Regions from separate parts of the Homo sapiens genome. Here region 1 is linked to region 2. Evidence: chromatin loops called from intact Hi-C (ENCODE). Cell type or tissue: dorsolateral prefrontal cortex. All regions are shown on one strand. Each heading gives the region's core, and the rest is flanking DNA. Links, peaks and the distances in the headings are about the cores only.

What was found. Hi-C counts contacts between places; a loop is a spot of excess contacts. Peaks named below come from ENCODE experiments on the same cell type or tissue, not always from the same donor. Only the 100,000 strongest peaks of a DNase experiment are listed, where the experiment ranks them.
Region 1: a loop joins it to region 2, with 15 times the contacts of the local background. A loop is called at or near these places in 7 of 110 quality-filtered maps.

The regions. Positions count from the first base shown.
Region 1 is chr5:173,551,057-173,566,153 of GRCh38, forward strand. LOC105377733 (a long non-coding RNA gene) reads left to right here. Exons shown (of 3, transcript XR_941247.2): 3 at 4,276-4,477. Among named protein-coding and RNA genes, the nearest start is that of LINC02995, 21 kb to the right of the region's middle. RefSeq lists an enhancer at 5,237-5,965. In dorsolateral prefrontal cortex, for the core only: a CTCF peak has its summit at 3,671 (motif pointing right); DNase peaks (open chromatin) are centred at 4,475, 5,776 and 6,245; H3K4me3 peaks cover 1,194 bases; H3K27ac peaks cover 4,533 bases.
Region 2 is chr5:173,465,090-173,480,186 of GRCh38, forward strand. It overlaps LOC105377732 (a long non-coding RNA gene), which reads left to right. Exons shown (of 15, transcript XR_001743001.1): 4 at 4,380-4,628; 5 at 12,310-12,388. Among named protein-coding and RNA genes, the nearest start is that of LINC02995, 110 kb to the right of the region's middle. RefSeq lists a silencer at 4,287-4,556. In dorsolateral prefrontal cortex, for the core only: a CTCF peak has its summit at 7,373; DNase peaks (open chromatin) are centred at 7,352, 7,764 and 8,066; H3K4me3 peaks cover 377 bases; H3K27ac peaks cover 3,577 bases.

The DNA.
Region 1 (15,097 bases), core at 2,516-10,515, 85 kb after region 2:
GAGGCCGAACTGTGCTGTGGGGAAGGGATCTCTTTGAGAAATCCTCACATTGTAAGTCAACTGTGAAAGTGTGTTGTCAACTAGAGCCTTGGAAAGAGGGAGTCTAGTTCAGCTACTCTCTTACTGGCAGGATATTCAGTAAATTTTGAGTTTCTCAAAGCAGAGAAGTATGCAGCTAATTCATTCCTCATAAACTGAAACCTCAATCTTAAAATATGTTTCATGCTGATTTATCAAAAACTGTATAAGCTGGTGGCAACTATGGGCCAACTGTAATGCTACAGCATTGACATTAGATGTTACAAATGTCCAGACAAAAAGTATCATAAAGTCAATAGATAAAAAGTGCAAGAAAATTTCAAAAATATTATACAAATATAGATATTTGGTAACATAATTTTTTTACAGGGGGGAGATGAAAGCTCTTGGAAGTGGAGACAGGAGTCATTACTTGTCTGCAAGAAGATGGAGGAAACTGTCTTAGAGAAATTTCTCTAAAAACAACTGTGTGTGTTGAGGACATGAATTCACAGATACGTCTCTGTGGTTGTACAGTCAGACCCCAAAGGCCATTCTCCAGTCTCTAGACTGCCTGCTAAGGATGTGTATTCTGTTAGCTAGCCACGGTTAACCAGGATGGGGAAGACATGTTTTGGGGAAAGGCTGCATTGCTTGACCCAACAGAAAGGAGACGGAGCATTTGTGGGGAAGCTTGGAAGAGGAATATCATCAGAGGAAGCATGAGAGAGGGGAGCTTGGGCACTAGGCATGTCTAATAAGAACTGGAGGAACTGTTCTATGGGGGATACAGAGTAACATCTCCTGCATTTCCCTCATGGAAAATCCGCTTGAATTTCTTTGTGGAAAAATGGATTAGAGATAAGAGCCTGGGTTGACTTGGATTCTAAATAGAATCTCGGAGTTGAAAGGAATTTTAAGAGGCTACCAAGCCCATCCCCGATAAAATTAGGAACCCTTTCCCAGACACCCCTTGGAGGTATGAGCAGTCTTGTTCAAACACTTCCAGAAGGGAAGGCTCACTTCTTTAGGATGCAAACAGGGCCATGGAGGAACTTCCAGTATTGGGTTTGCTTGTTTGATTCTGAAGGATTGTAAATAATGAAGCAACTATATACTTCATGGTGGGGAATGGAGGGTGTAAAAGTAAAGTCATAGTAAAGTCACAATAGCTACTGGGTACAGGATTCCTGGTAGGTGTCAAGCATTTAACTTATATTATGTCATTAGGGTCTTAAGGAAGGTCATTCCCTCTGTTTTGGAGATACACAAATGAAGGTCTTGCAAGCCCAGCTTATTGTCCTGAATTCACAGAGCTAGTATGAGGAGTGGGGGAGTCAGGATTTGAACTCAGGCCTCTTTGAGGTTTTCACCCCATCACGGTTTCTTCCGTGTTGTCTTTATTAGGAAATCCCCACTCTGCCAACATTTGTGAGAAAACACTTGTTCTGCAGAGTGACAGGCTGGACATTACGGCTGACTGTGGTCTCTGCTCCTTAAGAGGAACAGAGAGAACTTCAACTCATTTGTAAAGGGAACTTGGAGAATATATAATCCCTGAGAAAAGTTTAAAATAACTGAGATGATTTCACTTGGAGAAGACTGATTATATGAGTCTTCAGGTTTATAAAAGATTTTTAGGGACGGTGGCCACCAGCTGTTCTCCATCTCCACTCTGTACAGGAGAGAAAAAATTGGCTTAGCCTGAGGGTGTCTATATGGAAGAATTCCTGACCCTGGAATGGGTCAATGTGGAAAACAAAATAGGACAGACCTTTCTTCTGAGTCCACCAAACGGAGAGCAGCGTCACCCTGGTGTGTGTGGGCTTTTTAGAAGCCAACATCTGCCTTACTAATAGGGCTTACTGGGTGTGTACCTCAGGATTTTGTCTCTGACAGAAGCACACAGGGTTGGAGGGGGAGTGTCGTGGGATCCTTCGAGGATCTTCCCTGACAGAAGCTCCAATGGGGCTTTGTCTCCATTATAGCCCAGTACCGCTTGATAATGATGGACACCACCTAGCACCAGGGGATTATGCTCAGGTACATGCCAGTGTCACCAGCTACGTACCTGGCTGGGGAACACTGGACAAATTATATAACTTCTATGAAGCTCAGTTCCCTGGTCTGAAAAACTGGGGCTCACAGTACCTCGTAGGATTCTGGGAAGAGGTAATGAATTCATCTGTGTGTAGGTCTATAGAGCACCTCCCGCATAGTTGGCACTCAGTACAGGATCATCCCTGCCCTCATCACCCAAATCTCTAGGATTTAAGTGCAGTCTAAATAAACTCAATTTTTTTTTTTTTTGAGATGGAGTTTTACTCTTGTCGCCCAGGCTGGAGTGCAGTGGCGCGATCTTGGCTTAGTGCAACCTCTGCCTCCCAGGTTCAAGCGATTCTTCTGCCTCAGCCTCCCAAGTAGCTGGGATTACAGGCACCTGCCAGCACAGCCAGCTCATTTTTGTATTTTTAATAGAGACAGGGTTTCACCAGGTTGGTCAGGTTGCTCTCGAACTCCTGAGCTCAGGTGATCCGCTGGCCTTGGCCTCCAAAAGTGCTGGGATTACATGCGTGAGCCACTGCGCCCGGCCAATAAGCTCTATTTTTGACAGTGATTTTGAGTTGAAGAGTTCTACAAGATTACTCTCTCAGAGACCTAGTCAAAGATTCAAAGGGTGCAACTTAGATTTGTGATATGGGAGATTTGGTGATGGAGTTTGTGTCCACTCTCTCCACGATCCTCATGTAGTTCAGACCTTGGACCTCGCTGCTCTCAGCCGAGATCTTCCTGGACCAGAGCACCTAGGCTCTTTTAGAGCTCACTTTGCTGCCTCACACTTCAGTCCACCCACCAATGTTGTTGTCTCTAGTCCCCTCTGGGTCTCTAGTCCTTAGATACAGATTACAGGGAGGCTCCGAGTGATCTCATGTGAGACTCAGTTCCTACCCCACCTCCCCCACAGCTTGCCGAATGGCCTCAAGTCAAGACACTTAATCTTCCTGAGCCATGGTTGCCTCATCTGTAAAGTGGAAATGAAAATCTTGCAGCCTGTCCTATGGATGGAATTAGAGCTGGCAGACCACCTGGCACAAGCCTTACATACCGCTGCCAAATAAATGTTGAGAACAGGGCAATGTTTTCAGGATTGTTCCCAGCTCCAGGCCATCGCTGAGCCACGTGGGAGGGTCTCCTGAGTCCACCAGACTCTGAGCATACATCAGCCTGAACTGGCTTAGAAAGGAACCCCCTTTTCTCCTCTCCCTAAGTCCTTCTCTTCCACACAAGAGGAGCTTCCTACCTCCTGCAGAGGTGTTAGGAAGAGAGCTTCTGCAATCTTCTCTTGTTACCTTAGTTTCCCTGGAAACATGCCTTAGTTTCTCTGGAGCTGCTAATCTGACTGGCCAGTGTTGTTCCCAGGGGACAGAGTCACTGTCTTGGCTGACTTCGCTGGCTGCGGCCAGGCCTCTGGCTGGCCCTGTTTTCTTCCTGAGATCTCTGCTATGGACGTTGCCTTCAGGATCTCACACCCCCAACACAGTCTTCCAGGAGGCCAGCCTGTGAGGGGGTGATTAGATGCTTACTTAGCCCTTAAGCCTGCACTATTGACATTCTGCGTGGGCTAATACTTCGTTGTGTGCATCGTGGGGTGTCTAGCAGCATCCCTCTCTATCCACTAGATGCCAGTAGCATCTGCCACCCCAGTTATGACAAGCAAAATTCCCACGTCCCTGGGGTAGGGGGACCAAGGAAGGGGACTCACTCTTGACTGAGAGCCTTCGAATTAAGCTGAGACTGGGATCTATGTTTAGATGGTGAGCCTCCTGTTCATTGTCTCTATCAGGACTAAAAAGAGGGAGAAGGGGATTTTACTCCCACCAACCCTACAACTGTTGACTGTGCTACTGGGTGGCTAAGTGAGAAGCCTTCTTTAGTTTCTAAATAGCAAGAGAGAAGCAGAGAAAGAGGCAGAGAGACAGAGAGAGAAAAAGAGTGAGGCAGAGAGGGAAACTGAGGCAGGAGCCAGCAGCAGAGGACTTCCATGAAAGACCCAAGGGCGCCGGGCATGCAGGAGCAGAGTGAAGAGGCGGGGCTGCCTGTGCCTGGGTAAATATGCTCTCTGGGATGGAAGGGCTGGCAGGTAAATATTAGTGACCATCTCGGCAGCAGCTCTTGGGGCAACCCGAGGCGAGGAAGGACACACAGCCCCTTTTACAGAAACCACATTTTTTTTCCTCCCTCTGTCTCCCTGCCCAGCCAGTCCCTGCGAACTGCCCGGCGCGTCCTGCCTTGCCAGACCCTCTGCCCGGGGTCATCCGCAGCCCGCGGGCGCCATCGGCTCCAGGCACACATCACCCGTGCTGGAACCCCAGCGTGTGGAGACCGGAGGCCAAAGAAACGAAACTCCCCACGCTGCGCCGTGGAGAATAATCACTGCCTTTTCAGAGGCCGACTTCGCCCCCTGCCAAGGCAAGAACTGTCTCGCCACCTTTCAGTTCTTGTTAAAAAGCAGAAGGCATGTCAGGGCCAGGCCGGGCCTCGGGACAGAGAGGGCTTTCTTCGCAGCCCTGGATGAATCTCAGTGTCTTAATGAAAGCTCTTATTAGCCCCAGCTGGCGTCCCATTTTCCCGAGCTGGAATAAAAAATTGCCTCGGTCATCCTTTCCCAGACTAATTTCAAAAGCATAATTACCATCATCATAATTGATTACTATTTATTTTGGTCATTAATAGTCGTGCACTCCCTTGTTAGGTGTGGATTAAATGATCCAAGAACATTTAGGGCACGTGGCAGCTGTATTTGTTTTCCCTCATTCCACACACCTCCCGCCCCTGGCCCTTTCAGGGTAACCCCTTGATTTCATGACACCCAGAGAGTCTCTCCCTGGCTTTAATGTTCAAACTACTGAGCCACGGTGGCTGATCGGAGTTGGGGTGAAAGGCTGGGGGTTCTAAAAGGAATGAAGAGGGTCCTATCGGGGCTAGAAAGGGCAAGAGGGGTGCATCGGCCTAACTTGTCTTGGGGGAGAAACAAAACAGGAGCGGGCAGAAGAAAGAGAACTTTACCATAACCAGAGTGTTGTTTCTTCTCTCTGACCCCTTGAGAGAGGCAGTTCCCAAGCATCTCTCACTTACTTGGGCACTTACTTTGGGATAATTGGTGTCTTTTGCTTTCAAGACAGGGAGCTTGGGAGATGTCTGCGCAAGGATCACAAGGTCCCCCCGAATACTCAAAATAGGTGAGTAGCTCCCACTTTGCCAAAACTCTTCAGGCCCCATCAGATGAACGTCCTGGAGGAGGTTAGCTGAATTCACACCCACTCCTGAGTTGTAGCAATTTTACTTCCACATCATCCCATCTACTGTTGGCTACTTAGCGCCTGAAAGGCTCTGGAGGTTCCGAAAATAAAGACAAGTAAGTAGAGGTTGAAAGCTTTAAATTCCCAGAGGCCAGGCTCTTAAATCTCTTGCCTCCTGCTAGGCAGAGACAATGGGTCCAGGATGGGAATTGGATTCAGGCTAAGCCAAATGAAACCATTCTTCAGGGAGAGGGATTTCGCCAGTACCCAGGGAGAAGCTGATTTCAGAGATGCAGACAGGGTCTTGGTAGCATTTGAGACCCTGCTTTCAGTTATTTCTGAAGCCTGGAGTAGAGACACAGAATAGCTAGACAAGTTGTATCCTGCATAGCTCCAGGAAGTGCCCTTCATCTGGCCACTGTGAGATAGTGGCCATTGGGGTTGTGCAGCATGCAGCCTGCACAACTGTACATGGCGACCCCATCTGGCAGCATCCCTGCTCTTTCTTCAGCTTACTTAGAGCTTACCCTGATACCCTGTTATTAAACTCCCCTTTCTGCCAAATCCAATCGGAATTGGATTTATGCCACTCAAACAAAATGAGACCTAAATAATATGATGAGAATAGTTATCTACAACCACAAAGAAAAAAAAAAGATGTAATATCTTCCCACTCCCACCCCCAGTTCATTCTAGATCACAGGAAGGAAGTACTTGTCTTTCTTAGCTATTAACTCTCAATTACTAGACATTTAGGGAGTCAGGAGTGGGGGTGGAGAAGAAGCATAGATGCCAGTTTGCACCCCCACCCTCAGCCACAGTCCTGGGGTGCCAGGCCCTGTGGAGCTGCCAGGCTGTGCCATGCAGAGGGTGGGTGAATGCAAGCACTGTCTGGAAGGCCTTCAGGCTGGCTGCATGGGAACAGCTGCACAGCCCCATGACGGGTGTCAATATCAAGGGAGACTCCACACTTTCCAGGGGGAATGGGGCTGAGAGAATGCGGGACTCTGGCCAGAAGAGATGGAGCTCCGGAGGGGCGGGGAATGCGGAGAGAGAAGGAAGGTCGCCAGGCAGAATCGCTGCACATCTAGACCCAGGGGAAAGAGAACGAGGAAGAGTCTTGAAGAAACTTTAAATTCACAGTTCCTGCATTCAACTCCTCTAAGGGCTTTCTGAGTCTCCCTAGTGAAATATGTAGACACTAAGTTTCAGGAAAGAACAATAATAAAGGGCATTTTTAAAAGCATGTGTGTGTATGGGGGGCAGGGGGAGCACTGGCAGAGTTCTTAGTGAGAAGACAGAGGGGAAAGAATTCAAGCAATCTCAAGGAATGTAAATAAATGTTCTACAAAGAGATGCGGGGTGGCGCAGGGTCATTAGTGTGGATTTTGAAATCGGCCTCACCTGGCTTTTCAGCACCTAGTCCCTGAGGTCTGCATGATCAGTCCCACTTTACTCTGTTTATTGGAAATAAGTTACTAAGTCTTGGCCAGGCGCAGTGGCTCACACCTGTAATCCCAGCACTTTGGGAGGCTGAGGTAGGAGGATCACCTGAGGTCAGGAGTTCAGGACCAGCCTGGCCAACATGGTGAAACCCCGTCTCTACAAAAAATACAAAAATTAGCTGGGTGTGGTGGCGCGCACCTGTAATCTCAGCTACTTGGGAGGCTGAGGCAGGAGAATCGCTTGAACCCAGGAGATGGATGTTGCAGTGAGCCGAGATCACGCCACCGCACTCCAGCCTGGGCGACAGAGTGAGACTGATCACAAAAAAAAAAAAAAAAAAAGAGTAAGTTACTAAGCCTAGCCCACACTGGAGGAGAGTGAAATTAGAACCCATCTTTTGAGGAGAGGAGTATCAAAGAATCTGTAGGCATTTTAAAGCCACCCCAAAATCTAGGTTAGTCAGCCTTCCCATGATGTCTTCACTTTCAGGATTTTAAGGTTTATCTTCCCAGCAGTCTGCAGGGCACACACCCATTAAGCAGGAGTTTCTCAAGTTTGGCACTATTGACATTTTGTGCACTTAATTCTTTATTGTGGGGGGCTGTCCTGTGCCTTGTAAGATGGTTAGCAGTGTCCCTGGTCTCTACCCACTAGACACCAGTAGCACCCCCATCCCCAGCTGTGACTATGAAGAATGCCTCTAGACATCAGCAAATGTGCCCTGAGTCAGGGGTGGGAGGAAGGCAGTGGCAAAATTGCCTTTGACTGAGAACCATGTTAGCCGACTTTAGAGTTTCACCACAGAATATTTTAATAAGAATATGTACTTATGGCGTAGGCTATAATGCACAATGCTGTCTATAATTTGGTCCAGTGTGTGCCTTTTATTCTCATTTTGCTTTTGTCTAATATGTGTAGTTCAACTAGTTTTACAAGGTTTGTTAAGACAAATTACATTCCTCAGTTTTCCTCCCTCCCATTTTCCCATCTCCAGGAACAATGTTTACGACTCTTTTAGTGTTCACTCCCTATCTCTATATATGGTTGAATTGCTGTTTCCCGCTTTTTCATTTTTGGTATTACCCATTAACTTGCCACTGTGGAAGACAGGGCTTATCACTCCTCCTTCCACTTCTACCTTAAGACTTCCCATCCCCCCACTTTCTCCTTATATTTATATTGTAATTTTGGCTTGAGAAGTATTCTTTGTTTTTTTTTTTTTTTTTTTTTTTTTTTTGAGACAGAGTCTCGCTCTGTTGCCCAGGCTGGAGTGCAGTGGCACAATCTCAGCTCACTGCAACCTCCGCCGCCTCAGTTCACGCCATTCTCCTGTCTCAGCCTCCTGAGTAGCTGGGACTACAGGCGCCCGCCACCATGCCCAGCTAATTTTTTGTATTTTTAGTAGAGATGGGGTTTCACTGTGTTGGCCAGGATGGTCTTGATCTCCTGACCTCGTGATCCACCCGCCTCGGCCTCCCAAAGTGCTGGGATTACAGGCGTGAGCCACCGCGCCCGGCCAGTATTCATTGTTTCTTACAGAGCTTTATATATGCTTGGCAGAACTATGCCTGAGCCAATCTTTTATTTTCCCTGGAATTAAAAATTGCCTTGTTATTGTTACTATTTTTTTTTTTTTGCTCAGTTTTCTCTGTACTTAAGAATTCATCTCCTAAAGCTCCTTTCCGTGTTCCCATTCTCATAAATTCTTTCAATTTCACCTTCCTGAAGAAATCTCACCTGCTCGGTCTGGGCTAGTTCATCTCCACCCCTGTACAGCTGTCAGCCTGGGCTAATGCTTCACCCTTAACCCAGCACTTCCTCTCACCTCTTGTTTCTGTACGTTGTAGTGGGTGAATATTGTCTCCCAAGAACTCATATCCTTCCCAGAAGCTCAGAATGTGACATTATTTGGAAATAAGATCATTGTCAATGTAATTAAATAAAATGAGGTCATGCAGTTGTAGGGTGGGCCCTTAATCCAATATGATTGGTGTCCTTACAAGAAGAAAAGAGACACAGAGCCAGATACACACAGAGGGAACACCATGTGAAGACACAGACGGAAGACAGCCATCAGCCATGTGAAGAGAGAAGGCAGGGACTGCAGTTCTGTTGCCATAAGCCAAGGAATGCGTGGGCCCCACAGAAGATGAAAGAGGCAAGAAAGGATCTTTCCCTAGAAGCCACAGATGGAGTGTGGACTTGCTGCTACCACGATTTCAGATTTCTAGTCTCTGGACTAGAATCTGTTTAAAACTGAGTTGTTTTAAACCACTCAGTTTGTCGGACTTTGTTGTGGAAAACAACAAAACCCTAGGAAATTAACACATATGGCATTCTCTTCCTTTTTTCCTCCTTGGTTTCTTCCCTCATTTGGTAGAGCACACCCTGCAATAGCTTTCTTGGAAAAAGCATGTAGAAGTCAAAATTTTGTTTGAGAGTTTGCGTGTCTGAATTGCGTTTATTCTGCTCTTACATATGAGTGATAATTGGGCTGGATATAGAATTCTAGGTTGGAAATATTTTTTCTTTAAAATGTTGAAGTCACTGTCCTGTTTTTTGTTTGCTTTTTTGTGGGATTTTCTCCCTGTGTGCTATTGAGACTTCTGAATTCATTCTAATTCCTGACTGTGGCATGTGACTTGTTTTTCTCCTTCCCTTCAGAAACTTGGTAGGGTCTTTTCTGTAATCCCAGTGTTCTGGAAGTTTTATATAATATTGTACCTTGGTGTGAGTATATTTTCATCCAGTATGCTGCAATCTTACAGTTCCCATTCAATCTGCAGATTCATCTTCTTCAAATGTGGGAATACTCTTGTTTTGTTGTTGTTGTTTTTGATGAATCTCCCTTCTGCCCTATGTTCACTATTCTTTCTTTTTAATACTCTTCTTATGTGCATGTTGGACTTCTTGGGCTAATCTTCAAGTTATTTTCTCTTTCCTTTTCTTTCCATCCCTTTGTTTTTCTGACTTCCTTTTTTTTTTATTTTTTTAGACAGAGACTTGCTCTGTTACCCAGGCTGGATTGCAGTGGTGCGATCTTGACTCATTGACGCCTCTGCTTCCTGGGTTCAAGCAATTCCCTGCCTCAGCCTCCTGAGTAGCTGGGGTTATAGGTGCCCGCTAATTTTTGTATTTTTAGTAGAGATGGGGTTTCACTATCTTGGCCAGGCTTGTCTTGAACTCCTGACCTTGTGATCCACCTGCCTTGGCCTCCCAAAGTGCTGAGATTACAGGCATGAGCCACCGCAACCCGGCCTCTTTCTGACTTCCTTTCTGAAAATGTTCCTCAGTTTTATCTTTCAATCTTTTTTATAAGGTTTTTTGCTCTTTTTACATTTTTAATTTTCAGCAAATAGTTTTTGTTCCTTACGTGTTCTTGTTTTATAGCGTTCTGTTTTCCTTTCATGAATACAATGTCTTTTCTTACCTCCCAAATGTTATCAGTGATTATTCTTAGAAGTTTTCTTCTTGCATAATTTCTGTTTCTCCCAAGTTGCTCTTATTTGTTTGTTTTGTTCTCTGACTTTCCTAACAGAGGTTTTCCTAAGATGTTTATTCATCTGTGATTGTCTGAATGGGTGGAGTTTCTTGACTGTGAGCTTCATAGGGTGTTACATTGTGCCAGTTTTGAGGGGAGTCTCAGTGATTATCTTCAGATCTTTCTACTTGGGCTTTCCAGACTTTGCAGAGAAGATCCTTCCAACCTACTGTCTAGAGGGCAGAGGCAAGGCTGCAAGCATTCCGGAAGTCCAACAGGGGAGGGAGAGTGGAGGAAGGAGGCGTCTCAACATCTGGTATGTCCATACTCACTGAATACTCCTGTTTCCAATATGTATGATATCCCTGGTCTCAACTAGATCTGATGTCACACAGTCCAGATTTCCTATGTTTTACCCTCCTTGGAAAGCAAATGGTCAGTCTTTTGAAGGGTGGAGAAGGAGCAGACACCTAGCAGTTTGGAGTTGAGGTGGGGATCCAGGCATTTAATTACTTCTAAACAAATTTCAACCAACCTCCATTATTTTATACTCTTTCCCCACAGCTTTGCTCTCAGTTCCAGAAGTACCTGTTGCCACAGACTCCTGAGTTCTTCTGAAGCCAGTGGGTTTATGCAGTGAATGCTCAGAAAAACCCAGGAATCTGTGGCCACAGGTACTGCTGGGACTGAGAGCAAAGCTGTGGGGAAAGAGTATAAAATAATGAAGGTTGCTTGAAATCCAGGGTTCATGGATTTTCCTGCCTGTTGGGTTGGGATTCACCTTTGTTAGGGCTGCTCAGTCAGTTACTTCTCATCCATGAGCTTTCCAGCTCCCAAAGTTTTGTTGTTTTCACCTCTTTCATTTTTTCTTGTAAGTTTATGTCTTTAAAGAAAATCCCATCGTGATGGTTGTAGCAAGTTTTCCTGGGGAACTGCAACCAAATGTTTGCGTTCAATCTGACCTCTTCCTTCAGAGCTCCTAGTTTGCATTTCCAACCTTATCTCGGGTGTTATTTTGGAAAGGAGGTTGAGCACTTCTCGAGTTTGTTCTAAAATGCCTTTCTCAGCATTACTTGGTCCAAAACAGCATTTGGACCTGACCAATCATGTGCTATTCAGCAAAAGCCATACAACATATTTATCTATATAATGTCTTCCTATATTACCAAAGGAACCATATTTCCATCAGATGTGTTTCTCAAGCACTCTGCCACTCCTTTCTACCTCTCCTGCGTTTGATCTGAGGACGGCCCGTTCCACAGGTAATACCGGGAAGAAGTGAAGAAAGCAGAGTCGGGGTGGGGGGAGGTTTGATTATTCATTGGTTTGTGACACACACAGTCAAAAGACAACTTCGGGCTTGTTTCCCTTAAGATGGGCAGGGAAACCTGTTTTGATGCAATGCTGTGTGAGCTGAGACCACAGTAGGTAAAGGAATGAGGCATGCAGATATCTGGGGAAGAGTTTTCAGGAGTAAGAAAGACAGTGCCAAAGTCTCTAGGAGGGAAAGCAGGAGACCCATGGGGCTGGAGAGGAATAAACAAGAGGGGGCGTGGTAGGGGATTGGCTGTTGGCAGGTGGGCATGATTGGACCGTTGACATTTTCTCTGGGTGAGATGGGGAGCCACATGGGGTCTTGAGTAGGGTGACATGATGCCTCTTGTGTCACATGCAAGAGCAGAAGCAGAGAGCACAGCCAGACAGGGCTTCTGGAAGAATCCAGGGGAGATATTTCTCTCGATGGTGTTGGCTTGGACCAAATGGTATCAGTGGAGGTGGTGAGATAGGGTTGGACTTCGGATATATTTAAAGGTAAAGCTGAAAAGAATTGCAGATAAGTTAGATACGAGGTGTGAGGGAAAGAGACATATCCAGGAAGATTCCAAAATTCTTGACTTCAGCCACTGGAAGGATACAGTTGTCAGGTGCTGAGATGGGCAAGACTGGGAGAAAAGCAGGCTTGGAAGGGAAGATCTGGAGTTCAGCTTTGGCTCTGCCAAATTTGCGTTGCCTACTGGATATCCAGGTAGGTGTGCTGAGGGGGTGGGGGATAGAGATGGTAGAGTCAACGAAAACACCCAGTGTTCATGGAGCTCGTCCAATGGGCCAAATGCTGTCTGTGTGCTTTATCTGTATAACTCATTCCATCGCCATGACAATCTGATAAGAGATGATTCTTCTTATGCATGCCAGGAACACAAAGGCACAGAAGATGAAGTAACTTGCCCACGGCCACACGGTTGGTAAGTATTGGGGCTAACTTCCACCTGAGCCATTTGGCCCCAGAGCCTGCCTTTCTAGCCACTGGGGTCTCTGTGTCTCCTCCCATCTGGCCAATGCACTTAAGGTCTTCCAGGTTTGACGTGGGTACCAGGATCTGAAGTATCAGCCTTTCAGTGTTAGCACAAAGCAGGCAGAAAACTCATGCGATTGTTAAAAGTGAGGCTTCTGGGGCCAGTCAGGTCTGGGTGTGAATGTCCGTCATTTACTGACCCTGAGGAACTTATTTTCCCCCTTCTCAGCCTTGGTCCCCTCCTCTGTGAAGTGAGAATAATAATGGTATTGACCTCAGAGAGTTGTTGTGAGGAGGAAGTGAAGTAATGCGTGCAAAGTGCTCAATAGATATTATTTGTTATCATTATTATTCTTAAAGAGCAAAGATTGCAATGTCTCTCAATCGGACTCTCACTCCACTCAATTCCCCAGAAGGTAGTGTGCTGGAAAGGTAGGAATTGTGAAAGGGGTTTGAGAATCAACTATGATAAAGTAGAGCTTGTGGAGTCTTTGGAGAAAGGCTCTCTTGCTTTCAGAAGTCCAGAGTAGTTCAGGGCATTATCCAAATCCCATGATGTTAGGGGTACTTGGTGGCCAATAAAACCACCCCCATTCTTCTGGCCCAATGGGCTCTGTCTTAATCTTCATGACTCCAGGGCCCCAGGGCTCAGGGCTACAGGAAGGAAAAGTACTCCAGGCTGAAGATGGGACTCATAAAGAAGCTTCCTGTCTCCCAAGGCCATCTCAAACTTCACTCAGAGGATGCTGGGGGTAGCTTTAATTGGCCCTCCTCGCCACACGCGGTGCAAACAGCCCTGGAATGTTTCCTTAGATGAGGCCGTCTCTGACTTACAGGAATAAAGAGTCACCTTTAATTCCTGGGTCCAGAAGGAGCCCAAATGAATTTAGAACAACTAAAGACTCAGTTCAGAGGGACACTGAAAAAAGCAACCAATAATTACAGCTTGGGAGCCATGAAGTAGCCCAAAGAGACCGAGGTCTGTCCATAGGAGACCAAAGAAAGAATTTTGTTTACCAATTTTTCATTTATACTCCACCTACTTCCCAAAAGAATTTGGGGTGGCTGACAGGAGAAAGCAAACAAGAATCCCGGCTCTAAGACTTTACCCACTGGTAAAGCTCCTGAGATGGATCTAATAAAGTGGGTTATTTTGCCACGAGAAAAAAGAGACAGATCATGGAACCAAACAAGTCACATGGAGGGACCAGCTACTCATTTGCATGACGCACATTGAGAAGAGAAACCATTGTGAACACTTCTTTTTCTAGCATCATCAAAGAATGAAATTTTTCATTCAACCTTGCCATCTTTAAATGACTGATTCCTCTCTGTTCTGGGCTCCGAAATACTACCGTTAGAATTCTTAGTGCAAACGCGACACAAGTAATTGCATCGATTTATCAGGTGGCTTCCATTGTGGCCGTTGGTGCAGGACTGGATGCTGGTTTGGGGTAGAGGAAGCGAACATCTAGATTCTCCAGACTTCTAGGGAAAGAAAGGATGGGCAGGCATGGGGTACAGGTGGGGTTGGTCTGACTGCAGAGTGGGGAACATGGAGAAAATAGAAGGTGGGCAAATGCATGGCAGCAAGAAACTGACATTTTTTGAGCATCTATTTTATGTTTAGGCCTTTCCAATGTTACCTCTACAACAACCCTGTGAGAATGGCATTTTTACTCCTAATCATACGAAGGAGGAAACTGAGGCTCAGAGAAGTGCAGTGATGGACCTAACTCACTCAGGAGAGAAGCAAGTTCTGACTTGTTCACAATGAGATCCAGCTCCAACCGATTTAAAATCGTGGGGAGCATGACACTTCTTGGCTGCTGTGGCATCCTGGAAGTCCAGACCTGAGGGTGCTTTAGGGATTCTCTTAGTACAACCTTCTCCTTTGACAGATAAGGAAGCAAAAGCTCAAGGGCCTGAGGCCTCTTGCCTACTTTGTGATAGCAGAGGCTCAACTTGAAAGTCAGCTTTAAATTCCAGGGTCCTGCTGCTTTCTGGATGGCCACCATGACACCACCTCACACAAACCTCCCTAAAATTCTCCCAGCCCGCAACCATTTTCAAAAATGGAAAGTTTCAGCAGCCACACCTGCTGGGAAGTGGAGTCTATTTTGTGCTGGAAGCCACTATATTTACCATACCTGACCTTGGTCTACATCAGACAACATTCTTCAGGATCTAGAGACCGTTACAACCAGCCTTCAAGGGGGCAGACGTGCTTCATTGTGTCAAGTATTTGCAGGCATAAGTGGCCTGGGGCTTGGAAATATTTTCAGCATAGTATGCTTTTTGTTGTTTATGGGATTGGATATTTTAGGTAAATATCAGCATGCATTCCAATGCAAACACAGACTTGCCTATAGCACAGGCAAGGACATTAAAATTAACATCACATTCACTAGTGTTTGTTCTATTGACAAACACTGCCCAATTTAGGTAGTTGGGATATTAGAAAGCAACTAGTTTAACAGCCACTGTGGTGTATATTAAATGCAGTTAGGTCAAGGGCATGTAACTAGTTTTTGGTGGGCGGTGGGAGGACCCATCCAT
Region 2 (15,097 bases), core at 3,310-11,309:
CCTAAACGTGTATTTTCTGAGCTTCCAGCAAATTCTGCACCATCCCCTTAGACTAGTCTGGAGTAGGACATGCACAGTTCTTGACCACCACTAGCTGTGGCCATCCTTGGCTAATGCCACCTTTGTTTTGTGTAAATGGCTTATTTACTCTTCTCTGTTGGATATCAAAGCAACTTAACAGTGTAAGTAGCTTTTGCTAAATGAAGACATGAGTAAGCAGAGACTGTGGAATATACTGGTGCTACTTCAGTGGGATTTTACATGGTGAAACAAAGGGAGAAGTTGGTTCAGAAGTTTAGCCCTTGCTGCCTTGCCCAGTATGTGATTTTGTGCAAGAAGATGAGCAAAACAAAGACATGTTGCAGGCCGTGTTTTCTGGACGGTTGTTGAGTCAAGAAGGATTCAGGTGAGATACTGGGGCTCCTTATTTGAGCCAGCAGAAGCAGCTTTTTAGTTCCCAAATCAAATGGCTGGTACATAAATGTAAGGCTCTTATGCTTATTTTGTGACCTGAAAGATGGGGAGCAGGGAAGGAAGAACTAGGCGTGGTCTCAGATGTTTGGGATAATTGGCATCATTTTCCTCCATTATCCATGCTTCATCTAGAATGAGTTAATTGAGCCTGAAGCCTTCCAAATCTCCTGTTAATTACCCTGAAGCAGGCATGTTTGTCCCTTTCTTGGTCTAAAGCTGCAGGCAGATATCCGAGGTCTTTTATCCTTGCCTAGCACCAAAGAGTGACCACAAAATCTGCCTCAGGTTTCCGAAGGAGCCAGGTTCCACACTTGGCCCACCAGCCCCACTGCTCTGTGTGCGCCCAGCTCTCCACTTAACCACCTGATCCTGTTGTGTGACTTAGAAGAACGTGACTTTTACAACTTGAAAGCTTATTCCTGGACAGGAGTACTTGGTAGTGGAGAATCAGAGGAACTAAGGACTTCAGCATCACACCCAGTTTAAGCCTTTGCGCTTCAGCCAAGAAGACAGCAACGCTTGTCACGCTTGTCTCTCTGGCTTTTGGATAATATACATAACTGGTCCTTATGGAGGGCTGACTTTGGCCATGTGTGTACTCTTTTTAATGATCCCAACTGCCTGACAATGTCTATACACTGCATGAAGGACCTCATGCTCTAGGGAGGCAGGATCCTTGCCTGGAGTTACACTTGGGGTGGCAGAAGTGGGACTCATACTCAACCCTGACATACCATAGCACTGCTTGTTGATTTGCAGACATATAATTGAATGTGCTGTTAAAGAATGGTGAAAGTAGGAATGTGTTTGCTCTAAATTTCCCTGTGAACTTCCTTGTCTGCACCAGCTGGCTTGGTTTGATCCTTTCCCCAGACTCTGATGCTTCTGTAAAGACAGAGCACATGCACATGCTCATGTCCTCTGGCCCAGGTAAGGCTTATCCACAGAGAAGGGAGCATTGTGCCCCCAGTGCCCGGGAGGTGGTATATTCCACAAAGAGGTGAGTGGAGTGGGGGCCTTGTTGTCATTGAATCTCATGTAGTGGAGGGCCTTGGGGAGGTGACACAGGAAAATGTGCTACTCTGTATTGTCTTGGGAAGGGTTGAATTTGATTCTGTTGTTTCTGAGGATGTGAGAATAAATCTTGATGGCTTTCCTCTTTCTGCCTCTAAGCATCCTTGTGTGTATTGCTGGTTTTACCTGATCATTTTCACCATCTTCCCCATGGTTTTAGTGGTCATTTTTCATTTCTTCTCTTGTAAATAATCAGTTCATGTTTTCTAGCACCAATTCTAAGCCTAGATTAGTAATAAGAAAAGTTCCCTCTTTTTAAAAGAAGATGTCTACTTTCTCTGCCCTCCTTATTGCCCAGAAAACAGGCATTGTGGAGACGTGGCCTTGATTGTCCTTCTTCTTGTCTCTTCCACCAATGTGGCTGACCTTTTTCTCCTCACTCTCCATTAATTAGCAGCAGTTTCCCTGTTCCTTGGCTCACAGTGGTACACCTGGGAGCCTTAGCACTCACTGAAAACCCCTTACTGCCTAACAAGAATTGACCCATGGTTGAAAACCCATCTCAAGTGCTGCTGCCTCTATGAAGCCCACCCTGAATTACGTTCAACTGGACATACTTCCTTATTTAAACCCTTTGGCACTGATATTCTATCTTTAATCATTATTATTATTTTAGAACATGTCACCTTCCCATGTTTTCCAAGTCATAAAAGTAGTACATGTCCATCACAGACAAATGGGGAGTGCAGAAAAGCACAAAGAATAAAACAGGTAAGACCCAGGTAACAGCAGGCGCCAGCATTTGGGGAGGATTATGTGCAGGTGCTCTTCCAGATCTTTACCTGTGTTAATCCAGCTCATTTTCACAGCCACTCCTCGAGGGCGGTATTGTTTCAATCCCCATTTTCCGTATAACGAAATGAAGCTCCAGGAGGTAATGGTGATGGATCTCAGATGGTAGGTGGGGTCCTGTGCGACCTGGAGATCTGATTAAACATGGTTGTCCTAGTTCCATGGCTGTGTGAGTTGGAGATCTCTCTGAGCCCCTGGGGTTTCTCTCTGTTCCTCCCTGGCCCCTGCATGCAGCCTGGGGTCTTAAGTGGGCATCTACTCCTCCTTGGTGGATGCTGTCGGGAGACTGTAACTTTCCGAAGCTGCCTCTGTTTTATTTTAGAAGTCAGGTTTTAACTGTGGGCATAAAAAGAGCAAGAAGTAATAACTGCAGCCAGCATTTATGGAGTGCTTTACACGTGCCAAACCCTGCTCTGAGGGTTGTGTGTGTGTGAACTCACTCTTCACACCATAGCCACTTTGAGGACCTGGACTGAGTTTACATAGTTAGAATGTAATGAGAGGGGCTGGTTTTAGAACCTGGTTTTAACTGCCTGCTCTCTTGCCTGCATCTACATCCAGTGATGAGACAACCAAAACAGGCCTCTGTGGATCACAAGTGGGGACTTGAGGGGAAATGGCACAGCTTCTTCTGCAACATTAGGATTAGAACAAGAATCAGGGAAGAGCCTCCCAGGCCTCTCCCGACTCCAGACTGTGGGAAGGCCTCCCATCTGGGAGGGCCGAGCATGGGACAGGGAGACCTGATGGGGTGTCTGGGCAGAGAGGAGAAGGTCAGCTTCAAGAGACCTGGAGCTGAGCCCATGCCCCCAGGGCTGTGCTGACATCTAGGGATGTCCCACGGCCAGGGCACCCTTGAAAGCTCCTTGTTGTGGTCACTTCAGCATATGGCCTAATGGTCACTTGTGGATCACCAACAGAATGGCACCCATTAGAATGGCATTGGAGACTTTGCCAAGTCCCATTCAGCTGGTGGACACACCCTATTCTCTCAAAGACCACCTGGAGATAGGGAGTGGGGGTCTTGACATCCAGAGGGATGGTGGCTGTGCACCCCAGCACCCACTTGGGTGGGAATAGACAGGGTGAAAACATTCCTGTTAGTCAAATGATTCCTTTGACTATCATCTGCTGATAGTCGAAGGTCAAGTTCTATGTCACCACCTTTACATGGGAGATCAGAGAAAGGGGTGGTCACATGGATGAAGGCTGGGAAGGCTTCTTGGAGGACAAAATATATGCCCTGGCTGTAGAAGGACAGAAATGAATTCAGCGGGAGGAGGAGGAAGGCAGGAGCACACATCAGGCTGAGGAGAAGGGGTGAGAGATGGAGTGGCTCAGGCCCAGGCCCAGGGATGTGGACTGAAAGGACCCTCCAGAAGGTGGGCTGGGGATGGCACCAAGATCCTGCACCTCTAATGCCTGGGATGGGGATGTGATGAAGGTCAGGCGAAGTGTGAGTGTGGGAGTCAGACAGCCTGGGCTTGAATCCTAGTTCTGGCACCTACTAGCTGTGCAATTTCTGTCTTGTGACATGCAGTCACCTGATCCCAGCCTCTGTTTCTTCATCTGAAACCATGACACCTATGTAAGGAAGCCACATTCAGGACTGAGATAGGAATTAGATAGTAAACATACAGTACCGAGCACAGTGCCTGCGGTGTATGTCATACTTGCTTAATAAATGGTATTCATTACTCGTGTTCAACTGGGAAATCCATTCTGTGGGTCATGGAAATCTCCACCCACTGCTACTTTGTTTCTGTGTCTTTGTGGAATGTCTCCAAGTAGCAATGAAATCACATTCTAGACTGGGCAACTAAAAGAAATTGGGAAAATCCTAGTGGATGTCCAGTTAGAGGAAAATTATGCAGTTTGCATAAATGAAACATTGGGATGCAATTTCACTGTTTTATTTGGTTTTGGTTTGGCTTTCATGGGAAGCTATACGCCTCTGGGTGATTTTTCCCAGCAATCATGGGAGATATATATCCGGTTTCTTCATACACAGCGACAATGTTTCCCTCTTCCATCCACAGAGACAGCAGGGTTCAGGCTTCGAGTTGTGGTGCAATTGGCCCACATCCACCCCACCCTCTCTTCACGCAGCAGATGACTGGGACATAAAGAAGCTGATGGGGCCACTGCCACCGAATTTCCACCTGCAGCCCTTCTCGGGGGCCACCACCATGCTCCTCAACAGCTGTCACTGACAGGACAGAGCTTGAGGATCTTGAGGAGCTACTGACCCTGCAGAACCGCTCTGAGACCAGGGGGAGCTTTTCCAGGTGAAACGATTCATGGCTAGGCTGATTTAACTAATGGGTTTTTCATCAGAGTAATACATATTCAGATATGTCCCATGCTCAGTGATGGCATCAAGCAATGTCAGGATTAGATGGGAAATTAGAGGCAATTTGCTCCAAGTGTCTACTTGTGTACCCTCCACAGACGTATCCATGCAATGGTCTTCTGTCTTCTAGGAAGCTCCCAAGTTCATTTTTTATTCAAAGCGAACCAGGAGAGTTCTGTCTACACTCATTTCTATGCATAGAACTTGACGCTTTAAAAAGACAATGCTGAATTCTAGTTTCCCTGCCCCTACACCAGCCCAATCCTCTGTTCTTATTCCCATCTGACGGTGTCACCCAGGGCACTAACCCAGTAGTACCAGGCACCGAATAGGCATCCAGTAGGTGTTGAATGTCGTATGTAGCGGACAAGGGCCACTTTGGAAAGTCATGTTTCATCGCTTCACTCCTCCCTGTGAGTCTGGGTGCTCTGAAGCCCCTCTCTCGATCCCCCCATGAGACACACAGAATTTAGACCCTGTCATCAATGTTAAAGGTCAGCTAACATGGTTTCCAAACCAAGCATGTGTCACCATGTATCACTTGGGCTTGAACCCAGGTTGGCTGAATTATCCATGCATCTAGGCAACCACCTATACATCCATTCATGCAGCTCATGGAAATGTTTGGAGTGCAAGCACAGTTCCAGGTGTTGTGGCAGATACAAAGAATATGATAGAGGGCCTGGTCCTGGTGGATCCAGGATGTTGTGGGGGAGACTGTTCTAATGAGCCATCTCTGTGTTGAGTTATGTGATAAGAGCTGTGATAGAGATTCTGCAAAGAATCCGGGCCTGGGCATTCAGGCCTGGGATCTGCACAAGTGGGTCCTCGTGCTGCCCTTATTTAAGGCTCAAAAGGTACCACTCTCCCAGACATCAATACCACTTCACTGTCAAATTTCCCTTCCCACAATCCTGTCCTGTGGTGGTGTGCTGGAGAGGGAGCATTACCTCCAGTGTCCCTTAACCATACCTAAGAATATAACTACACAGGCAGATCACGAGGTCAGGAGATCGAGACCATCCTGGCTAACATGGTGAAACCCCATCTGTACTAAAAATACAAAAAATTAGCCGGGCGTGGTGGCGGGTGCCTGTAGTTCCAGCTACTCAGGAGGCTGAGGCAGGAGAATCACTTGAACCCAGGAGGCGGAGGTTGCAGTGAGCTGAGATCGCACCACTGCACTCCAGCTTGGTGACAAAGCAAGACTCCGTCTAAAAAAAAAAGATATATATATATATACATATATACGTATATATGTATATATATGTGTGTATATATATGTATATATACACACATATATATACATATATACGTATATACATAAATATATATAAAGATATTTATATATATAAAGATATATATATACACACACACACACACCCAACTAAAGGTGTTTATTTCTAAATAGATGAAGAAATATGTAACATCCATTTATAAATTAAGAAATAAATAAAATATATAACATATTTATTTATATCTATATGACTTTGTAGAACACTTTGTCAGCCTAACATGGTTTCTCCAGGCGGGCAAGAAATAAACATATATGTATGTGTATAAATGTGTATATTGACATTAATGTATGTGTTAGACATATTTAAAATAAAGATATGCATAATTTACCTGATTACAAATACATATATAAATAAGTCTATGTGTATTTGGGTTCAAATCCCAGCTGTGCAAATCATTAGCTCTGTAACATAGGCATGTTCTGTCACCTCTCAGAGTCCAGCTTCCTTATCTATAAGATGAGGTTGATGTGGCCTGTGTCTCAGGGATGCGACAAGGAAATGGAGTCATGCATATTAAGAACTGAATAACAGGTAATCGGGAAGTGAGAGATATTATGTATTATTGCAGAAGGATTGTTGCCTGCAGACCCTGCTGTGTTTCTTCACACCAAATCATGGGCAAGTTTTTTCCCGCCAATCCACCTGATAGCACAGAGCTGTGTTGTGGAGGGCTTTAAAACAGTCCTTCTTGTGTTCAAGGACCCTCTGGGAGGGTCAGAGGTCTGTGCATGTCCTTTGTCAAAGAATTCTCTTTCCTTGTACATGCAGATGAGAAGTCAACTCTGAAACACAGGCCAGGCACAGTGGCTCTCGTCTGTAATTCCAGCACTTTGAGAGGCTGAGACACGAGAATCACCTGAGGTCAGGAGTTCGAGACCAGCCTGACCAACATGGCGAAACCCTATCTCTACTAAAAATAGAAAAATTAGCTGGGCCTGGTGGTGGGCGCCTGTAATCCCAGCTACTCGGGAGGCTGAGGCAGGAGAATCGCTTGAACCCGGGAAGCAGAAGTTGTAGTGAGCAGAGATCGCGCCATTGCACTCTAGCCTGGGTGACAAGATTGAAACTCCGTCTCAAAAAGACAAAAACAAAAACAAAAACCCCAAACAAACAAGCAAACAAACAAAAAACATCCTCTTAAACACAACTCAGGCGGCAACTCCTATAAACAAAAATCAGCATAATAAACATGGTGGCCCAGTGGTCTTTGGGCCTGTCAACTGGAAGTTAAGCCAACTCTGTTTGACTTCATTTCTGAAGGCAAATATAGCTCCAGCATTAGCCAAACTGGGCAGTGAGGAATTTTTCATGTTCCCAACACTTTCAACAATGCCCTATTATGCATGGTGACTCATGAATGGGCTCACATCCACGGAACAGCATGTGTCTCTCTGCAGTGAGCACAGTGCTTTGCTGTATGTTTGAACTAATTTCATAGTCTGGTCTCCACCACAGATGTTACTTGCCTTCTTTTCTGACGGTTGCTGTAAGCTTGTTGTATCAGAGAAAGCCAGAAAAGGAAAGAGCTATGATTCTTTGCACTGGGCAATTGAGCGTTTTGGAGACAGTGCTCTGGAGAGAAACTTAGGTTCAAGTTGAATTAAAAGTGAAGTCTTGGGTGTCTTTGTCAAAAGGCATTTACCTTAGTTGGCGGGTCAAAGAAAACTCTCAGGTCATGCATAATGGTTGTGGCTGCTGATGCCATCAGCTCTCTTTCTCTTGACATTCAGGGGAAAAGACAGCAGACTGTTTAAACAGCTCCTTGGATGTGGCAGGGTCAAGGCGGCACGGGAAATTGTGTGCAGAGGCAGCTGATTTGCCTCGTAGGTTATTATAAGAATGAAATTGGGCAATTTTATAGAGAATGAGAACCCCAGGAACACATACTTGGTTTCTAACATTCCAAAAGGAGGGAAGAATTACTGGCATCTAATCTGTCCCAAGGACACCCTGCCCTGTTGTTTTTTCCTCCTGCCTGGTACACATGCCTTGGCTGTGCTGAGCTTCAGCAATTTTTGAAGCTGTCATGGAGCAGGGTGGGCTCAGAGCCAGCCTTGCTTGTGCCACCTCAGACCTCTGCATCATTGCAGACCCTGGAACACCCACACCTCTTGGCTCCCTGGTGAACTCCTAGCCTACCATCAACAGCCATCAGAGACTGCAGTTTTTCCAGCAGGCCTCCTTGACTCCCCACTCCTTTGGTAGCTGCCTCTGGTCCCGGCACAGATTTCTGTTAGTGCTCTTACCACCTTGTGTTCTAATGTAAGAATAAGAATTTAAACTCCTCGGCAAGGTCTTTGCTTACTGCTCTGCCTCTTCAACTAGATGGTGGATTTCTGAGAGCAGTGACCTGGGCTGTCTTGCTCACTGTGTATTCTCAGCACCCAGGACATTTCCTGGCAGGCAGAAGGCACTTAGTAAACATTTGCTGAACGATCGAGTGAATAAATGAATAAATGAATGAATGACATCCACAGGCATTTTTGTGTGTGTATGATGAGACATATGAGGTTTCCAGGACACCAGAAACTCCTACAGTCATCCATTCTAGTATGTCACGACGTTGTCACTGGAAGGCCCTTTTAAAAATCACTTCTGTTACCTGTTATCATTCACCAATGCCTGTGCATGAATGAGGTTACAGGATTACAAGGTACCTGCGTAGATAGACCAGGTCTGCTTCTGTTTTGGGGTAAAAGTAGGGAAGTGTGCATGTGTGCGAGGCAATGGGTGAGTGAGAAAGATCTGAAGCTATGGGGTGTTTTTCAAAAGGAACCCTGAAGTCAGAGTGCCCTTGAAAGAGGAGGAGACTGGGAAAGGGAAGGCAAGAGGTCAAGGTTTTCTATTAGTCTTGAGCCCAAGCTTGGGGGGGACCTTAGACCTGCAGGGTCCCAGGTGAGTTCCTAGCCCTTGTTTCTGGCTTCTTAGACAAGAGAGTAATTCATTAACCCATCTTCCATTCATTTACGTGTTCATTCATTGGACTAAATCTCACTGACCATGTACAATGCACCAGAACACAGCAAAAAGCAAAACAAACACATTTCCTACCCTCATGGAACTTATATTCTTGTTAGGGAGAAATAGCCACAAAACAAATAAATCTACTACTATTCCAGATCATCATAAATGCCCTGAAGAAGAACGGAGCAGGACAAGGCAGTGGAGAGCCACAGGGGTTCTGTTTTTGATAGTGCGGGTTGACCAGAGAGGCTGGGGGTAGATACCTTGAGAAGGGGACAGCAGGCAGAAAATAAAGGAAGGGACCCTGATAGCTGAGCTGCTCATTGGTGGGAGACAAAGGCGTGGGATTCAATCCCAGCTCCATTGCTTTGGGCAAGCATATAGAATTGGGTCAAAGATGTTCTCTTTGAGAGTAATTCCTTTATTTGAGCTGAACAGGGGACTTTGACAGATAGGTGTACATTTTTGACTTGGAGTTCATTGCACCACTTCACCCCACTGAGCCCCACTTTACTCCTTTGTCAACTGGGAAGGCAATGAGGCCTCCTTCATAGGCTGTCTTGAAGGTTACATGAGATCCCATGTGTGACAATGGCCCTCGGTGATTTATGGAGAACCATGCTAAGGAGAGCTATTTACAGGTTCACCGCTTGTCAACCTGCAAAGGTATTAAAGTTCCACAAGCAGTCAGTGATTGTTGGCCAATGACTGCTGGGCCTGCTGAATCTTGGGTGCTGGTGGGGACCTTCCTTCATGCCTCTGCCACAGGACTCCCATTAGTCTAAACTTAGATTCCTACAGTCTAGAGGTTAAACGTGGTTAGTGCAGGGCTTGCTGAGTTTCAGCTGGTATATAAGAGCATCATAAAAATCCCTGGCATTTGTTCTGATTGGTTGGTGCCTGTGTAGTACCCGAGGTTAAAATTTCTTGACTCTCAGCCCTGTTAGGAGTATGGACTCTGGAGTCATAGGGCTGGAATGCAAATCTCAGCTCTATCGTTTACCAGCTGTGCAACTTGGGCAAGTTACTCTCTATTACTCTGTTTCCACATCGGTAAGTGGAAGTCATTGTTATGACTTACTATCTCTTAGGGCTGCTGGGAGAACTAATGAGTTAGGCAGTGGCACTGGAAGCAGTGCCTAGCGCACATGCCCATGTAAGTGTTTGCTATTCTTATTACTTTTGTTCCTCCCCCACTTCCACCGTGACTTCCTGTGGAGAAGAGGCCTGTTCTAGTCATCTCCTGGTTTCCAGTAGCTACATCAGGTTTGGCACAGGGCAGTCCCTCGGTAAGTGTGGGATGGATGGCTGAATAAATGGATGGCTGGAGCAGATTTTATTTCTCCTAAGCTTTAGAGTGGCGAAGAGAACTGTAGGGAACGCTGATGGCACAGCTTGGAAAAGGTGTGCAGTGCGGGGCAAGCTTCCCACCAAATCCCTCTCCTCCTGCAGGAACGCAGAATCTTCTTGGGGAAATTCTGTGTCTCTTCAGAGACATTTGGCTAAGTTCAGTCAATGCACCAGCAGTGAAAAAGCTGGTGTCTGGTAGTGCACACCCTCAATTTGGAAATATGATTTTAGAAATGTGAAATTGTGAACAAAGGAGGGGCATCTTAGAGCTGAGAAAGTGCACTGTTTACGGAGTGCTCACAACGCACCAGGCACCTCGGACACTTTCCTGATAGCCTTCACTTCACTCCTCAGTTTGCAGGGAAGAGACTGAGGAATGTTTTGGTTCACTGTCTTGCATAAGCCACACAGCTAATAAGGGCTCCTCCTGAGATTTGCACCTGGGTCTCTCAGGCTTTGGAACCCTACCCTTTTCACTGATTTTCACTGAGAATGTGTAGCTGCCTGTGACTGGGAGAGGGGTTCTCACAGGTTCATAGCTATCTGTATGCACAGGGTACAGTCTAATCTAAATATGAATAAGTTCACAATTGCTGCATTCTTGAATCATTTGACAGCTAAATGATTGACTCATTCAGGGGAAATTTCATTGCTAAAAAGTAGTATCAGTGGTATATACCCAAAAGAATTGAAAGTAAAGTCTCGGAGATAGATTTGCACACTCATGTTCATGGCAGCGTTATTCACAATGGCAAAGGGAGGAATCCACCAACTGTCCACCAACAGATGAATGGATAAACAAGACGTAGTGTATACATGCAGTGGAATATTATTCAGCTGCGAAAAAGAAGGAAATTCTGACCTATGCTATGAAATAGATGAAACTTGAGAGGATATTGTGCTAAGTGAAGTAAGCCAGACACAAAAAGACAAATACTGCATGATGCCACTTACATGATGTGCCTGGAATAGTCAAATTCAGACAGAAAATAGAATGGTGGTTGCCTGGGGCTGGGGGCAGTAAGGAATGGAAGTTATTTAATGGGTACAGAGTTTCAGTTTTGCAAGATGAAAAGAGTTCTGTGGGTGGATGGGGCTAATAATAGCACAACAATGTGCTCAGTGCCACTGCACTTAACACTTACAAATGGTTAAGATGGTAAATTTTATGTTATGTGTGTTTTACCACACACACAACAGAATAAATTCCAGCTGTGTGGGAGAAGTTTGATATCTTATGATGGGAAGGATTTGAACTTGGCTTTAAGGAACTTAGGCTTTTCCAAACTTTACCAGTTAATTGGCGGTGAGTGCGAGTCAGCTGTGGTTCTACTGGGTACCCTAAGTACGGTCAGTACTTCAGCAACTCGTGGGTTCTGGGACAACTTGAGTTGATAATCTCCCTCCCTGCCTTCCTTCATGTTTATCAAATGCCTACTGTGTACCATTCACCCTGCTAGACACTGGACATGAAAACACGTATTCTGTGCGCAAACATACTCATATTTTCTCCCATTTTTTCCTTCTTTCTTTCTTCCTTCCTTTCTTTCTTTCTTTTCCCTCCCTCCCTCCCTCCCTCCCTCCCTCCCTCTCTCTCTCTCTCTCTCTCTCTCTTTCTTTCTTTCTTTCTTTCTACAGAGCCTTGCTCTGTCACCCAGGCTGGAGTGCAGTGGCACAATCTTGGCTCACTGCAAGCTCCACCTCCCAGGTTCCCAACATTCTCCTGCCTCAGCCTCCCAAGTAGCTGGGACTACAGGCACTCGCCACCACGCCCGGCTAATTTTTTGTATTTTTAGTAGAGACAGGGTTTCACCATGTTAGCCAGGATGGTCTCAATCTCCTGACCTCGTGATCCACCCGCCTCGGCCTCCCAAAGTGCTGGGATTACAGGTGTGAGCCACCGCGCCTGGCCCATTTTTATTATTTCTATTGGTATATACACACTCTCTGTTTTGCTTGATATTGGTTCATGTCCCATTTATTTTCTGTGATGATTTATTTCAGTAGAATGAAAGGATTGCTTCTGCTTTAACCTCTGATGCTTTATCAAGGCCGAGCTGAGGGCTGCACTATCGGGAGCTTGGTAAGCTTGGGTGGCTGGCCCTGGCGTGGGGAGCGGGGTTGCTGAGAAGTGCAAGTGGGAAGGGCCCCAGAGAGTCACTGTGCCCACAGTCAACTGAGTGTTTTCACATTTTTCCCAGTCTGGCATCGTGGGAATTTGCCTGGCCTGCTTTATGGAGAGTCTGACTTGGATTCTGAGGGCTTGGAAAGATAGTCGAAAGATTATTCCCTTCCCTGAAATAGCCATGCATTTGTTTAAAGACTTGACACCGTTCTGATGCTGGAATTTCCCTCTGTGTTTATTTTCACATCTGGGTGATGGTCTTCTGCCATAGGAGGACTTTTAATGAATCACTTCGGAGATTGCTTTGAATGTTTCCCAGACAGGAGGGGGCTGGTGCTTGTCTTTTTTCTGAAGCCTTACAGGGCAGGACTGACTTGGCTTCTCGGCTGGCCGCCTGGCGCTGTCCCTGGGGGAAAGCAGACATTTCTCATCTTTCTGGGAAACCTGTGCCTGCGGAGTTTCTCATCTCAGGGCCCTCTTTCTACGTCAGCAGGGGAAAAAAGGTGGAATGGACTAGAAATACAAGAGATAGACTGGGTTTAACTGGTTCAAGATGTACTCGGTGGCGTTGCCTGGGGTAGCCACTGGTAGACACTTCCCTTCTGCTTCCATAGGCTCCCACCTGCCGTGTCCAGAACTCCAGGAGACAAAAACGGCTGGGGTCACCTTCCAAAGTGCAACTTGGGAAGTTATTGGCTACCAGGGGTCGTTTGATGGATGTTTGTCTCCAGGGCTTGCAGGACAGGCCGGGGTCTCTATGTCCCCGGAGGTCAATGTCCCTGCTCGCTCTCAGCCTGACAGGTCTTTTGCGGTCACCTCCCTGCTCTGTGTCCTTCTGTCTCCTGTCCCACCCATACTCCATGTTCCAGCCACGTCTCATGCACTGGGCATTTTCCAGTTACCTCCTCCCCAGAGCCTCACTCTATTCGTCTCTGCCCAGCTCTGCACCCCAGAAGTCTGACTGCAAGGGATGCTTGGCCGGGCTGCCCTGCCCCAACCTCTGGCTTGTGGTTGGGTTGGTCATTGGGGGAGGGGTCCCACAAGAGATCTGAGGAGGGAGGAGAGAGGTGGGGGGTATTTATTCCCTCAGCGGTGCCTTAGAAGTCTCAGATCCTTTCAAGGTGGCCCTCTCCACATAATTTTCTCTTTCTGTATTCAGATAACTGCTGCCTCCTTCCATCTTTTGCATCTAGGGGTCGTACGGCACCCCCCGCCCCCACAACTCCTGCACTGTCTCTTGTGGTTTCCCTGTAATGCACACACACCTTTGTTAATAGTCCATTTTCTAAACTCATCTTGAATTCTCTTGAGTATTCCAGCTGGAATTCAGACGATCTATACACAGTGTCATTTTACACACTGGTACATGTTCCCATGCTGTTTCTCCTTTTCTTTTCTTTTTTCTTTCTTTTTTATTTTTCTGAGATGGAATCTCCCTCTGTCACCCAGGCTGAAGTGCAGTGGCAGGATCTCGGTTCACTGCAACCTCCACTTCGCGAGTTCAAGTGATTCTCCTGCCTCAGCCTCCCAAGTAGATGGGATTACAGATGCCCACCACCATGCCTGGCTAATTTTTGTATTTTTAGTAGAGACTGGGTTTCACCATGTTGGCCAGGCTCTGGTCTCAAACTCCTGACCTCAAGTGATCTGCCCACCTCTGCCTCCCAAAGTGCTGGGATTACAGGCGGGAGCCACTGTGCACGGCCCCATGCTGTTTCTTCGACCCAGAATTCCCTTACGTTGGCTACCTGTTGGTCTGTTCCTTGTCCTTCAAAATCTGCGGAAATGTCACCTCTCTGAAGCCTGCCTTGAGTTCCTCATACGAGTTAATCACTCTCTCCTTGGCCATCTACCTCTCTGAATGGTGGCAGTCTTGTCCGTGTAGCATCCTCACGCTAACCCCGTGCTATCTAGGACATGTCCAAACTTTTCCTCATCAAAATTTTACAAAGTTTAATTTCTTTAAGGTCTGATTATGTGACTGTCTAAAGAAACTACTTAAATTCCTGGTTCAGAGTAGATGCTTCATAAAAAGATTAGACTACTCCATGCTAAAGTGTGGATGGGCTGTGTGGTTTAATACATTATTCCTCCCAGGGACACGCCACATTTATAAGGGAACTTTCAGAGTTAATATTCCACCCAATGAATCCTAAATTGGTAAGAAGTGAAGTGGGTCACTTCACGTCCTGCCAAGTCAAGGGGTCTTCTTCTGGGGCTCTTCAAACTGTACCAAGTCCAAGGCTTCCCTATCTGTAGGTTGGAGAAACAGAATCATGTCAGGTCAATCTCCAGCATGCAGAGGCTGCTTGGAAAAGTGAGCCAGGTTGCTCAATAGTGGCTTAGGGGAGCTGTGTCTGCGGAAAAAGATAGATGTGACTGGACACATCTCTGCTCAGCTAATATGTGCTTCCAGTACTATTGGAATGTGATTTTCTAAATTGTGACTGGCCGACTTTCTTCTCTTGTGGTTGAGTTTGCAATAACATAGACTATGACTCTAGTTTTGCCAAAGTGGAAAAAAATGCCATCCAATGGATTTTTATGGTGGTTCTTAAACATTTTTTAAAATGTTATTAAAGACGGAGCTCAGTGAGTCTTTCCTGTCCCACTTTGGGCTGATGAACCAAGGCACAGACTTACAAGGTTGGGCACGGGCAGCCAGGG